Regions from separate parts of the Homo sapiens genome. Here region 2 is linked to region 1. The links are chromatin contacts, found by Hi-C or POLR2A ChIA-PET in ENCODE. All regions are on one chromosome and are shown on one strand. The core of a region is the stretch at or near the end of the contact, and the rest is flanking DNA. Distances in the headings are between cores, read along the strand shown. Region 1 holds the start of EME1 (essential meiotic structure-specific endonuclease 1). Region 2 holds the start of SAMD14 (sterile alpha motif domain containing 14).

Region 1 (6,890 bases), core at 1,664-4,163:
GCCTCAATCACACAGCGGCACTCCATGGTCTGCAGTGCTCCTAGGAGCTGGCCCCCACCTTCCATCTGTAAGAGCACTGCAACAGATGGAAAAGGGACTGTCAGTGGGGGGTCCAGAACGCAGATAACTCAGCACAGGACAAAGACACATGTGAGGACCTGGATCCAGCACTACAATGATGTGTTTTAAGCATTCCTCTGGCCTCTGGGCTTTCATCCTGGTAACCAGTGCTGCATTCTTTCTTTCCTGTCTTCTCAGGGTGCTTTCCTTCTGCCTTGCTTGTCTCTGCTGCCGGCATCCGTGTGAGCCTCTTCCCTGGACCTTCTGACTCGGCTTGGTTTTCTTCTGGGGTGGAAGGATGTCAGAATTTGTTTTGGTTACTGCCAAGCTGCTGCTCTGGCCAGGGCAGGTAGACAGGTAGGCTGGAAGCTGACAGCATGGATCTAAGATCAGGTCCTTGTTATCTGCTGCACTCCTCTCTGGGGTATCATGGAGGGGAACTTCAGGGATCTTTGGAAAGGGCTTTTTCCAGTCACATGATGCACCTTCATTATTTTGATGATCCAAAACACTTTTAACTGGGGAGCTAGAGTCCTCAGGGCTCAGTTGCTTGTGGGTCAGAAACTTACATGTAAGCCTTTGAGCCAGAGGAATAAATTCTTCTTCATCTTCACTTTCACTGCTTAGCAACCTGACTGGCTGTGTTTGTGTGACAGTTTCAGCTATTTCTGGGACAGGTGGTGAAAATAACTCTGGTGCTGGAGGACAGGAGGCTTCACAATCTGAGATGTCAACCACTACAATCTTCTCTTCCCTTTCAGGCTGTCTCCTCTTTGTTGAAGATGGTTCCTTCTTCAGAAAGGCAAATGTTGGCAACTCCTCAGAGTCACTATCACCAGAATCCAGTGAGGGTGATGACTTCTTTAGAGCCATCAGTATGTGCTATCAAATAATTCCCTAAAAGGAAAAGAGACATATGACACAGACTGGAGCATTCAATTCAGTCCACTAGCTGTGTTCCATAGCCAGGCTTTATGACATAAATATAAGATATAGAGAATACAGAAACAGAGAAATATGACATGGCCCCAACACATTCAATCTGGAACTCTAACTCCTGGTAATCTAACAGGAATCCTCCTCAAATTCTTTCCAGGTCAAGCTGAAGTATAAACAAAGTAGAGTTACCATTACAAAATTTTAATGGGGGGAGGTGGTAACAAGATTTAACACCTCCAACCCCTTGTTTATCTTCACGTTTGAAATGGAGATGTCAAAAGTTCTTCTTTTTTTTTTTTGAGATGGAGTCTCACTCTGGCACCCACGTTGGAGTGCAGTGGCACAATCTTGGCTCACTGCAACCTCACTCCCAGGTTCAAGTGATTCTCCTGCCTCAGCCTAGCTGGGATTACAGGCGCCCCACCACCACACCTGGCTAATTTTTGTATTTTTAGTAGAGATGCGTTTTCATCATGTTCGCCAGGCTAGTCTTGAACTCCTGACCTCAAGTGATCCGCCCGCCTTGGCCTCCCAAAGTGCTGAGATTACAGGTGTGAACCACTGCACCTGGCCAAAAACTGTTCTTTTTAAAAATTGAGATATAGGCTGGGCATGGTAGCTCATGCGTATAATCCCAGCACTTTGGGAGGCCAAAGCAGAAGGATCACTTGAGCCCAGGAGTTCGAGAACAGCCTGGGCAACATAGTGAGAACTCGTCTCTACAAAAAAATACAAAAATTAGCTGGGTATGGTGGCTCACACCTGTAGTCCCAGATACTCAGGAGGCTGAGGTGGGAGGATTGCTTGAGCCTGGGAGGTCAAGGCTGCAGTGAGCTGTGATTGTACGACTGCACTCCAGCCCGGGTGACAGAGTGAGACCCTGCTTCAAAAGAAAAATAAAATAAAAATAAAAATAGAGATATAATTTGCACAGCATAATATCCTTTTAAAAGTGTACATTCAGTAGATTTTAGTATATTCACAATGTTGTGCAACCATCATCACTATTTTATCACCTCAAAAAGAATTCCTGCAGCCATTAAGCCGTCACTGTCCTTTCCCTCCCTCCCCAGCTCCTGGCAACCATAAATCTGTCTCTATGCATTTGCCTATTCTGGATATTTCATATAAATAGAATCATACACTATGTGGCCTTTTGTGATTGACTTTTTTCACTCAGCTTGTTTTCAAGGTTTATCTATGATGTAGCCTGTATCAGTAGTTAATTGCTTTTCATGACTGAATAATATTCCACTGTATGGATATGCTACATTTTGTTTATCCATTCATCACTTGGACATTTAATTTGTTTCCTTTTTTTGCCTGTTATGAATAATGCTGCTATGAACACTGACATACAAGTTTTTGTGGGGGTATGTTTTCAAATCCCTTTCGTGTATATACCTAGGAGTAGAATTGCTGGGTCATATGCAAAGCTAATCATTTCTTGAACATTTACTAACACTGTAGGTATGACCCAGAAGGAGACATGTAACCTGCCTAGGCCTCAGTTTCTTCCTTAGTAAAACAGGGATGGTAACAGCACCCATTTTATAAGGTAGTGAGAATTAAATAAAATAATGCATCCACCGCGCTTAGTACAGCATCTGGCACACAGCTGGCTAAGTAGAGTAAGTTGAATGACTAGGGAGGGGGCCTCATCTCTGACCCTTCGCTGGGCCTCCGTTGACATCTGCAAATCAGGGGAGTGGGACAAGCGGGCCCCTGCCCGACAAGCTCTGCGCCTCTCAGGCTGGCGGTCCGCTGCAGAGGCTCCTGGACACCTTAGCCACCAAGATTCTGCAGAGCGGTGTTCAGGAGGGAAGCCCTGCCCAATCCGCAGGCCTGCGACCGGGGACGCTCACCTGCAACTTCTCCCGCCACTCTTTCAACTGCCACGCAGGGCCCGGAAGTAGATCTCCTGATAGCGGAAGTAGAAACTTTTCGAGACCGGAAGTGAGTGATCGAAAGCATGGCGTCGGTGGTGTTGGCGCTGAGGACCCGGACAGCCGGTAATGGGACGCAGTAGTCAGAGCGGGGTGAGGCGGGGAGGCAGAGTGGAGCTCCAGCAGGGAGGGAAGGAGGTGACACTGATCCCCGCGGAGGACCTTGGATGCGAGGGGAAGTGTGTGGGGTACTCCAGGTTTGAGGGACGGTGTCGCTGGTCACGTGACACATCCTGGGTGGAGCCGTGAGTGAGGGCGTTTGAAGAGCACTTGTCTTTCTCCTGCCTCAGCAGCACGGACGGGTTCCTTGGCGGTTGGGGATTTGGGTGGGTCCTTTCTCTGTAGAAGTATTAGTAACATTGGCATATTGGGGTTGAAAAAATTAATCTATTGATTCAGCAGATTGAGGTCTTACTTTGTGCTAGACACGGCGGTAGGTGTTCGGAAAATCAGCAGAAAACGTGAAGACTTGGCTTCTAGCCCCCGAACGGTTCTCTCTGGTGCATAAGGCAATAAATGAACATATAAAGTAGATGTAGACTGGCAAGTGCTGTGAAGAAGGATAATGTGTGTCTGTGTGTGTGTCTTTTTTTAGATTGGACGGTGAAGGAAGGCTTCTGAGGAGATAACATTTAAAACCTAAAGAATGACAGGCGGGGCGTGATGGCTCACGCCTGTAGTCCCAACACTTTGGGAGGCCTAGGTGGGCGGATCGCTTGAGCCCAGGAGTTCAAGACCGACTGGGCAACATGGCAAAACCCCATCTCTACAAAAAATACAAAAATTAGCTGGGTGTAGTGGCGCTTGCCTGTGGTCTCAGATACTCAGGAGGCTGAGGTGGGAGGATCACCTGAGCTCGGGAGGTCGAGGTTGCAGTGAGCTATGTTCATACCACTGCACTCCAGCCTGGGTGACAGAATGGGGCCCTATCCCCCCCCCCCAAAAAAAAAAGAATGACAGGAGACCTAGACCTGTGTAGAGTGAGGGACAGGAGAGTGACTTGAGCCAGTTTTACATTTTGAGAAGCAAACTATTGCTCTTATGTAAATTTAAAGGGGATAGGAGTGGAAATGAGGAAATCAAATGGAAAGTCGTAATAGCCCTGAGGAGAGATGATTTAGCCAAGATGTTTGTGGTGGCAGTGAACTTGGAGGAAAACGGATGAATTTGAGATCTGTTTTGGAGTTAGCATCCACAGAGCTTGCTGGTGAACAATATGTGAGGACAGCAAAGAGAAGGAATCTGCAATGACTCTGGTTTCTGCCTAAGCAACTGGATGAATGGTGGTACCATTTACTTTGAGGAGGAGGATGGGGAGTAGGGTGAAGAGCAAAGATTTGTGAGTGAGATAATGTAAGTAAAGTAAAAGCCCAGCTCCTGAGCTTAGTAAGTATGTAAATGAATGAATAGATGTTTAAAGGTAGGTAGATCCTGGCGCCGGGCATGTTTTAACATGTTGTCTTTCTGAGTCCTTATCTCTGGTCCTTTGCCCCAGCTAGTCTCTGGTGTCATGGAAATGTCAGAAACCCAGGCTTCAGGAACTCTGAACTTATAGGCTCCAGAGACCCACAAGGCTTCTCTAAAGACACTGGCATGGACCTTAAATCATGGCTGTGTCTGGAGACCTGCAGGCAAGGAGTTGCACCCCTAGGCTTGTCATACAGCAAGGGACTACCATCTTAGTATGAATTTTAGTTCATTTTACTTCTGCAAATGAATGCTATTGAGCACTTTGGAATGAGTATGGAGAGGTCAGATTAACAAGGGCAGTGTGTGGGTCATGGTTGGACCTCTGCTTGATGTGCTTTGAGAAGAAAGGGCCCAGCCTTCTGAAATGGCCAGGACCCTGTGGGAGCCACTTTTAGGCCAGCCATCCTTTTGGTTTACTAGTATTTGGTGAGCAGTGGATGAGTGGACAGCTGAGAAAGTCATGGGTGAGGCCTGTAATCCCAACACTTTGGGATCACCTGAGGTCAGGAGTTCGAGACCAGCCTGGCTAACATGGTGAAACCCCGTTTCTACTAAAAATACGAAAAATTAGCTGGGCGTGGTGGCGTACACCTGTAATCCCAGCTACTTGGGAGGCTGAGGCAGGAGAATCGCTTGAATCCGGGACGCGGAGGTTGCAGGGAGCCAGGACTATGCCATTGCACTCCAGCTTGGGCAACAAGAGTGAAGCTCCGTCTTTAAAAAAAAAAAAGAAAGAAAGTCGTGGGTGAGCCTGAAACCGAAGCCTTTCTGGATGTACTGGGCTCCCCAAGTCTGTTCTGGCCCCTCCGTGGTGCATGAGGGTGAGTGAGCCTCTGAAGCAGGCAGCTCTCTGGTGTCCATTTCTCCTCAGCACATTTAGACTGAATGTGTCAGAACCCAGAACACATGATGTTTATTTTTTTCCATTTGTGTTTCACTGCTCCCCCGCCCCCTCCCCCAAAAGGAGAAAGCCAAGGACTTAGAGGTATTCCCTGAGAACTAATACACTCAGTGGCACTTCTGCTCCCCTGACACAGCTTTCTCATCTCCCCACCGCCTCTCACGTATCAGCATGTGGCCCATTGAGGCAGAAATAGTTTGAGCCTGTCTGTCTGAACAATGTTTCTGTTTTCTCTGCAGTTACATCCTTGCTAAGCCCCACTCCGGCTACAGCTCTTGCTGTCAGATACGCATCCAAGAAGTCGGGTGGTAGCTCCAAAAACCTCGGTGGAAAGTCATCAGGCAGACGCCAAGGCATTAAGAAAATGGAAGGTGAGGATGTGCCTTGGCTTCCCCTTCCTAGCTGCACCCTGTCCTCATGTTCCTTAGGAGAGCAGAAGAACCCTGCGTGTGCCTGGCCCTGTTCTTCCTTACCATCATAATTGGCTCCAGTTTAAAGGAACGGATAAGACCTGAGGAAGGGTCATCGAGTGGGTGGGTGTGAGCCATAACCATGCAATTAGAGACAAGAGCTGCTGGGTGGCAGATCCTGCGCTGCTTGTGTTGGACTGTCTGGGAGTTGTTTTTGGCCAGGGGCAGGCTTGGAGGTTGGTGTGCAGCATTTGGGCCATCATGTTTTCTTGGTAGTTTGCTATGCTGCCCCAGTCACTGTGGACTTCTCTTCTAGGTCACTATGTTCATGCTGGGAACATCATTGCAACACAGCGCCATTTCCGCTGGCACCCAGGTGCCCATGTGAGTTGCTCCGTTGCTGCCCCCCTTTTTCCTTTTCTAGGTTGACCTCTCCTTGCCCCTAAGCATGGTAATAACAGTTGCATGTATTGAGTGCTTACCAAATGGCAAGCATTGTGCTGATTCCCATGCCTACACGATCTCATTTCTTCCTTACCACATCCCTGTAAGTAAGGTGAAATGCCAGAGACCTAGACGGGGTGGAAGGAGCAAGTGACTGCTGGGATTTGCACCAGGTCTGCCTAACTCCCAGATCACTATGATTTGCCCTGGTGTTGCATTGGCCTGGTATTCTTGGTTCTCCTTTCTAACCCTCAGTTCTTGGAGGACAAGATACCTGGTGATTTAAAATATTATTTTAGTCTTGGGAAACTAATTTCAATTTATTAGTTTTTCATTATTCTAAGACTTCTTCCTTTGTATAAACTTACTTGCAGATGGTTGAAAGATAGCTTGAATTTAATGAAATAGAATTCAGTGTGCCAGGAGTTAGGTTCATACCAGGTGGGGATTTCAGTTTCAGCAAGTTGGCATCATTTTTATAGGGTAGGACAGTTCTTTGTTACAGAGACATAACGATACTGTACTCTCCACATTATTTTAAATATTAGTTGCCTTTGTAAACAGTTTCCCCTCCCCCACCCCTTTTTCGATAATTTTAGTAGGTACAAAAAGGTTGATAGTAACCTGTATTTATTTCAAAGATGCTAATTTGTATGTGAATTGATTATGTATGTAGTAGCTTTTTACCTTTTAGAACTTAAGACATTAGATGTGTGGCTA
Region 2 (6,557 bases), core at 27-2,526, 240 kb after region 1:
CAGCCTCCAGAGTAGCGCCACCATGCCTGACTAATTTTTGTATTTTTAGTAGAGACAAGGGTTTCACCATGTTGGCCAGGCTGGTCTCGAACTCCTGACCTCATGTAATCCACCCACCTTGGCCTCCCAAAGTGCTGGGATTACAGTCGTGAGCCACTGCGCCTGGCCTTTCACCACTTGCTCTTGAGCAAAGCACTTTCCTTCTTCTAAGTCTCTGTTTTCTCTGAGGCAGTGGGTAATGGAAACACCCACCTTGTGGGTTTATTGTGAGGGTGACAATAGATGATCTGAGAGCGCCTGGCACCTGCCAAGCTGTGACGTGCGGTAGCTGGTTGTGGATCCCTACATTGCCTCCCTGGCTGGCCTGCCACTACCATCAGCGCACTGGGTCCAAGTCTGATCTCATCCGTCCCCACCCCCACCTGCTCCAGGGCTTCCTGCCTCAAGCCAAGGTCCACAGCCATCCTAGACCCCTCCTCCCTCACCTCCTAGTCCAGCAGGTCCCCAAATCCTGTCAGCTTCTTCGGTGTCAGCTTCTTCAGGCCTGCATCCTGAAGGGCTCTCAGCTTAATCTGTAATCTTTATGCCCACTGCCACCGGCCCTCAATAGCCTCCAGCGGGTCTCCCTGCCTTCAGAGTGCCCTCTGTAACCCTGTCTCCAGGGGAGCCAAGGGTGCTTCCTAAATGCACACCTGAGCCCCTCCCTCCTCTTAATTTTGTGTGTGTGCGCGCGCGCGCGTGTGTGTGTGTGTGTGTGTGTGTGTGTGGGCGGCGGGGTGGGCGGCTGGTAGAATAAAGTGCAAGCCCCCTGCACCTCCCCAGCTTCAATTTATCTTCCCCTCTTGCCCTCCCACCCCCAACACCCCCTGGCACTTCCCTACCCTGGCCCGCAGTTGTAGCCAACACATCACATCCTCTGGGAATCCCCCAGCCCAGCTCCCGCCGCGGCCGCCTGGACCCAGGCCGGGCCAGGGGTGCGCTCTCCCTTCCGGCAAGAAGTGCCCTCTGTTAGCTGGGCCCATGGCGCCCAGGCTCGTGAGGGCCTCCCCACTCGTCTGAGCCCCCGACTGGCCCACTGGCCTTGAGCGCAGTTAGGGGGCGGGGGTTCTGTTCACCGCTGTCCCCTCCAGCCTCGGCGCCCCGGCTGCTCGGCGGACGTTTGTTGAATGAATGAACTAATCGGGAGCCCTGATGGACCCGGCAGAGGAGGCGGAAGCCCCGTGGGTCCCGTGGCGGGACCGCCCCGGAGCCGCTCCCACCCGCGCAGACTCCGGTGCGCCGCGTCTCCCGCGGGCAGAGAAGTAGCTGCAACTCCGCTCCCCGGCCCCAGCCGCCTCCTCCCCGCCGCCCTCCCCCGCCCCCGCCCCCTCGCTCCCTCCCGCTCTTTGTCTCCTGGGCGCCCGGCTTCTCCGCCACGCGCCCCCCACCCCGACGCCCCTTCCCCGGAGACCCCCGCGGACCCCTGCCGACGCGACGCCGCGCGAATCGGCCCTGCCAGGCGGGGGCCCCGCGTCCGGCCAGGCCTGGCGGGCGGCAGGGGCGGGGAGGGAGGTGGCGCTCGCTCTTCGCTCTTCTCTCTCTCTCTCTCTCTGTCACACACACACACACGCACACGCACACGCACACACACACGGAGCATCCTCCCGTCAGGTCTCCTGGTCCAGCCCCGCCCGCGCCTCCTGCTTCCAGCGAACCTGTTCCCTCTCCCCACATCCCCCGCCCTCCATCTCCCCCGGCTCTGGGACCCTTCCCGCCGACCTCACCCCCACCCCCGGGATGGAGCGGCTCGAGCCCGCCCGGAGCCCCCCGCGGCCGGGGTGACGGTCCCCCCACCCCTCTCCTGCCCGGCCCCCGCCTCGAGCACCATGGGCCTGAGGGGTTCCCGGGGCGCCAGACGCTGAAGATGACCGATGCCGGAGGTGAGGGGCCGGGCGCCCTGGGGTGGACCGGGAACTGGGGCTAGGGCCACTCGGGCCCGCGGTGGGACCCTGAGTGGGGTTGGGCAGGGCTAAGCGACAAGGGCCTTTCTTCCCCTATCCCTAGGGGGACCGCACGGGGCTGGGGTGCCGGGCTGTCAGGGGAGGGGGCGGAGATAGGATTTATGGCCCTAATCCCCTCCCTCCCGCCCGACGCCCGGAGAAATTAATAAAAAGCTGGTGTGGGGGGAGGGGGAGAGGGCTTAACTCTTTCTTGCCCGGCGGGGAGTTGTGCTGATGGTTTGGAGAGAAACTAGCCACCGGGCTCTGACTGGGGAGAAGGGCTCTGAGAGTGGAGTAGGTGCCCTGTCCCCAACCTCACCCCATCTCCAACAGTGCTTTGAGGGGGTGCCCGACTCCTGAGGACTACCCCAAGCCTGGGGCCAGTGGACGGCCGGCGATATGGGAAGGGGGGACCACCTCTCTGGCTCCACAACTGCCTCCCCGACCGCTAGTCTCCTTTCCCATCCACCTCTTCCCGGCCTCTCCCAGTTGCACTTCTCTCTGTCGCTTTCTCCTCTTCAGGGGCCCTTTCCTATCGCCTGCCCGAAGGGCTTCTCCCTTCTCTCCCACCCTCGGGCGTCACTTAGAGCGGCGGAAGCCCTTGTTCCCAGTGCCAGTTCCCGTGGCCCCACTCTCGGTGTGATCTCTTTCTTCTCAGCAGCCCTGTGGACTCTCCGCCAGTTTGTGTGTCTGTCTCTGCTTCTTCCTACTCCTCACTTCCTTCCGCTCCCGCTCCCGCTCCCTCCCCAGGAATTGTGCGCCCTTTCTTCCTTTCTCCTTCTCCTGGGTCCCAAGAGGCTGTGAGCTCACCTGCCTCCCTTTCTCCCAGAGAAGGGTCAAAGGTCATTGGTGCTCCTTCTCCAGGATTGGAAGCCTTGGGGGGAAGGGTATCCAGAGGAACCGGTTCAATCCCACCCTTGTGCAGTTACCTGGCTGAATGGGGGTGTGTGTGTGTGTGTGTGTGTGTGTGTGTGAGAGAGTGTGCGGGGTGTGTGTGGGAGTGAGAGTGGGGGCGGGTTTGGTGTCTAATTTTTCTAGGCTCAGTTTTGGAAGGAGAGGGTTGGGTGGGAGGGGTCTGGTGACCCCCTGGACACAATGTAGGGAGGGTCCCCCTACACACCCCAGAAAGTTAGTTGTTGAAGGGAAGAAAAGAGAGCAGTTTGTGCTGAATCAGGATGGACCGAGAATGGCTTTGAGCAGGAAACCCCAATCCAGCCCAGAGGGTGCCTGGAAGAGGAGGACTCCAGCCAGCAGAGGATCTCGACCCTGGAATGGGCTCTTGAATAAAGAACACAGGATCTTCATTCTCAGAGGCAGAAAGGAGACAACACTACTGCCCTCAGAGAGCCTCCATTCTGATGGGAGAGGCAGTTCCTGTCTTCACAGTCCCTAGTCTGACGGAAGAATACGTGGACCCTTTCTTCTCTGGGCTCCCATCTGATTGGTGGGGGGGAGATGAGACCTATTTAAGGAATCAGTGAAGTATGAAGAATTCCCCATTTCCCAGTAGTTGGAGAAGGGTGGATTTAGAAATTACGAAGACAAATGAGAGGAGGGAGGGCTACCTAGGACAGCTTCCTGAAGGAGGTGGCAGCTGGGTCCTAGCCAGATAAGGCTTTGTGGTTGAATCAGGAAATGTGGTTAATTCTTAGGGTCAGCCTTCCTTCCCATCTGGCCTGTCAGGACAGGAAGAAATGTTCTAGATCTTTGCTAGTAGCCCCTGGAGTTCAAGAATGGCAGGAGGGTTCTCGGAGAGTCTGCTTCCCTGATGACCCCTTCCCACACCTCATTTTCTGCTTTCAGCCCCAGGCATTTATGGAATCTGGAGGTGGTTTTGTTTTTTGTTTTTTTTTTTGAGACAGAGTTTTGCGCTTGTTGCCCAGGCTGGAGTGCAATGGCACGATCTCGGCTCACTGCAACCTCCGGCTCCCAGCTTCAAGCGATTCTCCTGCCTCTGTCTCCCGAGTAGCTGGGATTACAGGAATGTGCCACCACACCCGGCTAATTTTGTATTTTTAGTAGAGACAGTTTTTTCCATGTTGGTCAGGCTGGTCTCAAACTCCCGACCTCAGGTGATCTGCCCGCCTCGGCCTCCCAAAGTGCTGGGATTACAGGCGTGAGGCACTGCGCCCAGCCTAGAGGTGGTTTTGATGCTTCTCCCAGTCCTGGTCAGTGTGGAGCAGCTTCCCTCCCTCTATGCTTATCTCTTCCTCCACCCCTAAACTGAAGATCATCACCTAGGATAGCGCAGAGGGGCAGGAGCCCTGGCTCAAGGCTGAGTTCTGCCTCTTTTATTATTATTATTATTATTGCTTTTATTTATTTATTTACTTATTTACTTAATTTTTTTTTTTTTGAGATGGAGTCTCCCTCTTGTCACCCAGGCTGGAGTGCAATGGCATGATGTCGGCTCACTGCAACCTCCACCTCTCAGGTTCAAGTGATTCTCCTGCCTCAGCCTCCTGAGTAGCTGGGATTACAGGTGTGCACCACCACACCCAACTAATTTTTGTGTTTTTAGTAGAGACGGGGTTTCACCATGTTGGCCAGGTTGGTCTCAAACTCCTGACCTCAGGTGATCTGCCCGCCTCGGCCTCCCAAAGTGCTGGGATTACAGGCGTGAGCTATCACGCCCAGCTACTTACTTATTTTTGAGATGAGGGTCTCACTATGTTGCCCAGGCTGGTCTAGAATTCCTGGGCTCAAGTGATCCTCCCACCTCAGTCTCCTGAGTAGCTAGGATTATAAGCATGCACCAACTTTGCCTGGCTTCCTCTCATCTCCTGTTTCTCAGTTTTCACATCTGTAAAGTGGCGATATGTATCTGTAAAGTGGGGATATGAAAATTCCCAGGCCAGGCGCGGTGGCTCACGCCTGTAATCCCAACACTTTGGGAGGCCGAGGCGGGTGGATCACGAGGTCAGGAGATCAAGACCATCCTGGCTAACATGGTGAAACCCTGTCTCTACTAAAAATACAAAAAAATTAGCCAGGCGTGGTGGTGGGCGACTGTAGTCCCAGCTACTCGGGAGGCTGAGGCAGGAGAATGGCGTGGACCCGGGAGGCAGAGCTTGCAGTGAGCCAAGATAGCGCCACTGCACTCCAGCCTGGGTGACAGAGTGAGACTCCGTCTCAAAAAAAAAAAAAAAAATTCCCAAGGCTGGCCACAGTAAAGGTAGATGATGTCTATGTAATAACAGAAAAGAAGAGTTGGAAAAGACCCCAGCAGGCATGTGGCCTAGCCTTCCTACATCTGACACATGTATGATCTAGCTCAGTGCCTTGCCATTCTCCTGGGGACCTGAGTGTTAGAAGTAATTGGAGGTCATGTCTCAGCCATGCAGCGTCCCCTTGCCTTAAACCATCAATGGCCCCTGGGCTTCCTCACTCTCCCCCCAGCCAGTATCCCCTGGCCAGTGGGCTCCCTAGGGCTACTGGAATCCTACATCTGCTTGAAAGCCTATTCAAATGGTTTCAGCTATATATATCCTTCCCTATCTGCCCTCCCTTCTTGCTTCCCACCAAAAAACCTTGAACCAAAACAAAAAAAACCCTACCCATTCACACTTCTTCCCAGAACATAGTTGCATCATAGAGGTTTGGCTGTCCATTGTGTGCTGTGTGTATTCCTCGTACCCTCCTACATCTATGAGTCTGTCAAGAACTGTGAGAACTGTGTCTGGAACAGTGGCCCTGCTGATGGTGCCAGCTTCCTGAACAGCTCTTGTTCAGAAAGGCAGGTGGTGAGGGCACCAGTGATGGGGGTGTAGGGAAGGGGGAGGCAGGATTGGAAAAGAGATGGAGAATTGATGGATGCAAAGATAGGTGGATGGACAGATGGCGGCAGGTGTTGGGTGCATGGGAGCAGATGTGGGATGGACGGATGGGTGGATAGATGGGTGAGTGAATGGATGATGAGTAGGCAAGTAGATAGGTGGATGAGTGCATAGGTGGGTAGACGGATGGTAGAACCTGGGTCCTGGTCCTGATTTTGCCATTAACTTGCTATGTGATCTTGGGCCAATCACTCCCCCTTCTGTTTCTTCATTTGTAACATGAGAGGATTGGATTTAATAATCTCCATGACTTCTCCCAGATTTGATTGGACAGTTGATGATTGAAAGCTTTTAGGGGATGCTAATGATGCGAAGGCCCAAGACAGTGAAGGGGAGAAGTTCAGTGACCCACGTGAAGGCACACAGCAAATCAGTGGACCAGGATACCAGGACCACAGGGCTCAGCCTGTGTCTGTGCCTTGGTTTTGCGTCTGCCCCCACCCTCCTACTATACTGCCTGCCCCGGCGCCCACCATCTGGGTTATGATTCCAGTGGCTTCTCTTCCAGGGGACAGAAGAAGGGTTCTAAGGTAAGGGGAGGGGCCAACAGGCCTGGAGCAGGTAGCCTTCCACATCTCTTCTGCCTCGGTCAGCCTGAATCTCTAACCCAGGCTCTCTTTTTCTTTCTCTCCCCTCTTGTCCTTCCCAGCTCTCTTGAGTCATGGCTTCTTCAAAGCTCCGAGAACCCGTGGATGAAGTTTTTGGTAAGTTCTGTGTGGCTCTATCTCTAGCCAATAGACAC

Evidence for each region. Hi-C counts contacts between places; a loop is a spot of excess contacts on that map. ChIA-PET counts read pairs that join two places held with the same protein, here RNA polymerase II (POLR2A). Pooled maps may share reads with other maps.
Region 2: a pooled map shows a loop between it and region 1 (2.4-fold over the local background). The contact joins the promoter of SAMD14 here to the promoter of EME1 in region 1. A Hi-C loop is called at or near these places in 2 of 50 pooled maps. POLR2A ChIA-PET finds 5 or more read pairs at or near these places in 6 of 52 experiments (HEK293, IMR-90, OCI-LY7 and 3 more).

The regions. Positions count from the first base shown.
Region 1 is chr17:50,369,252-50,376,141 of GRCh38, reverse strand. EME1 (essential meiotic structure-specific endonuclease 1) reads right to left here and starts at 2,913. Exons shown (of 9, transcript NM_152463.4): 1 at 2,865-2,913; 2 at 159-957; 3 at 1-76. The coding sequence starts at 933. It overlaps MRPL27 (mitochondrial ribosomal protein L27), which reads left to right and starts at 2,958. Exons shown (of 4, transcript NM_016504.3): 1 at 2,958-3,011; 2 at 5,556-5,687; 3 at 6,043-6,110. The coding sequence starts at 2,972. RefSeq lists enhancers at 2,595-2,814, 2,955-3,424 and a silencer at 5,208-5,369.
Region 2 is chr17:50,124,879-50,131,435 of GRCh38, reverse strand. It overlaps SAMD14 (sterile alpha motif domain containing 14), which reads left to right and starts at 1,276. Exons shown (of 10, transcript NM_001257359.2): 1 at 1,276-1,919; 2 at 6,465-6,519. The coding sequence starts at 6,477. RefSeq lists silencers at 1,181-1,260, 1,501-1,560.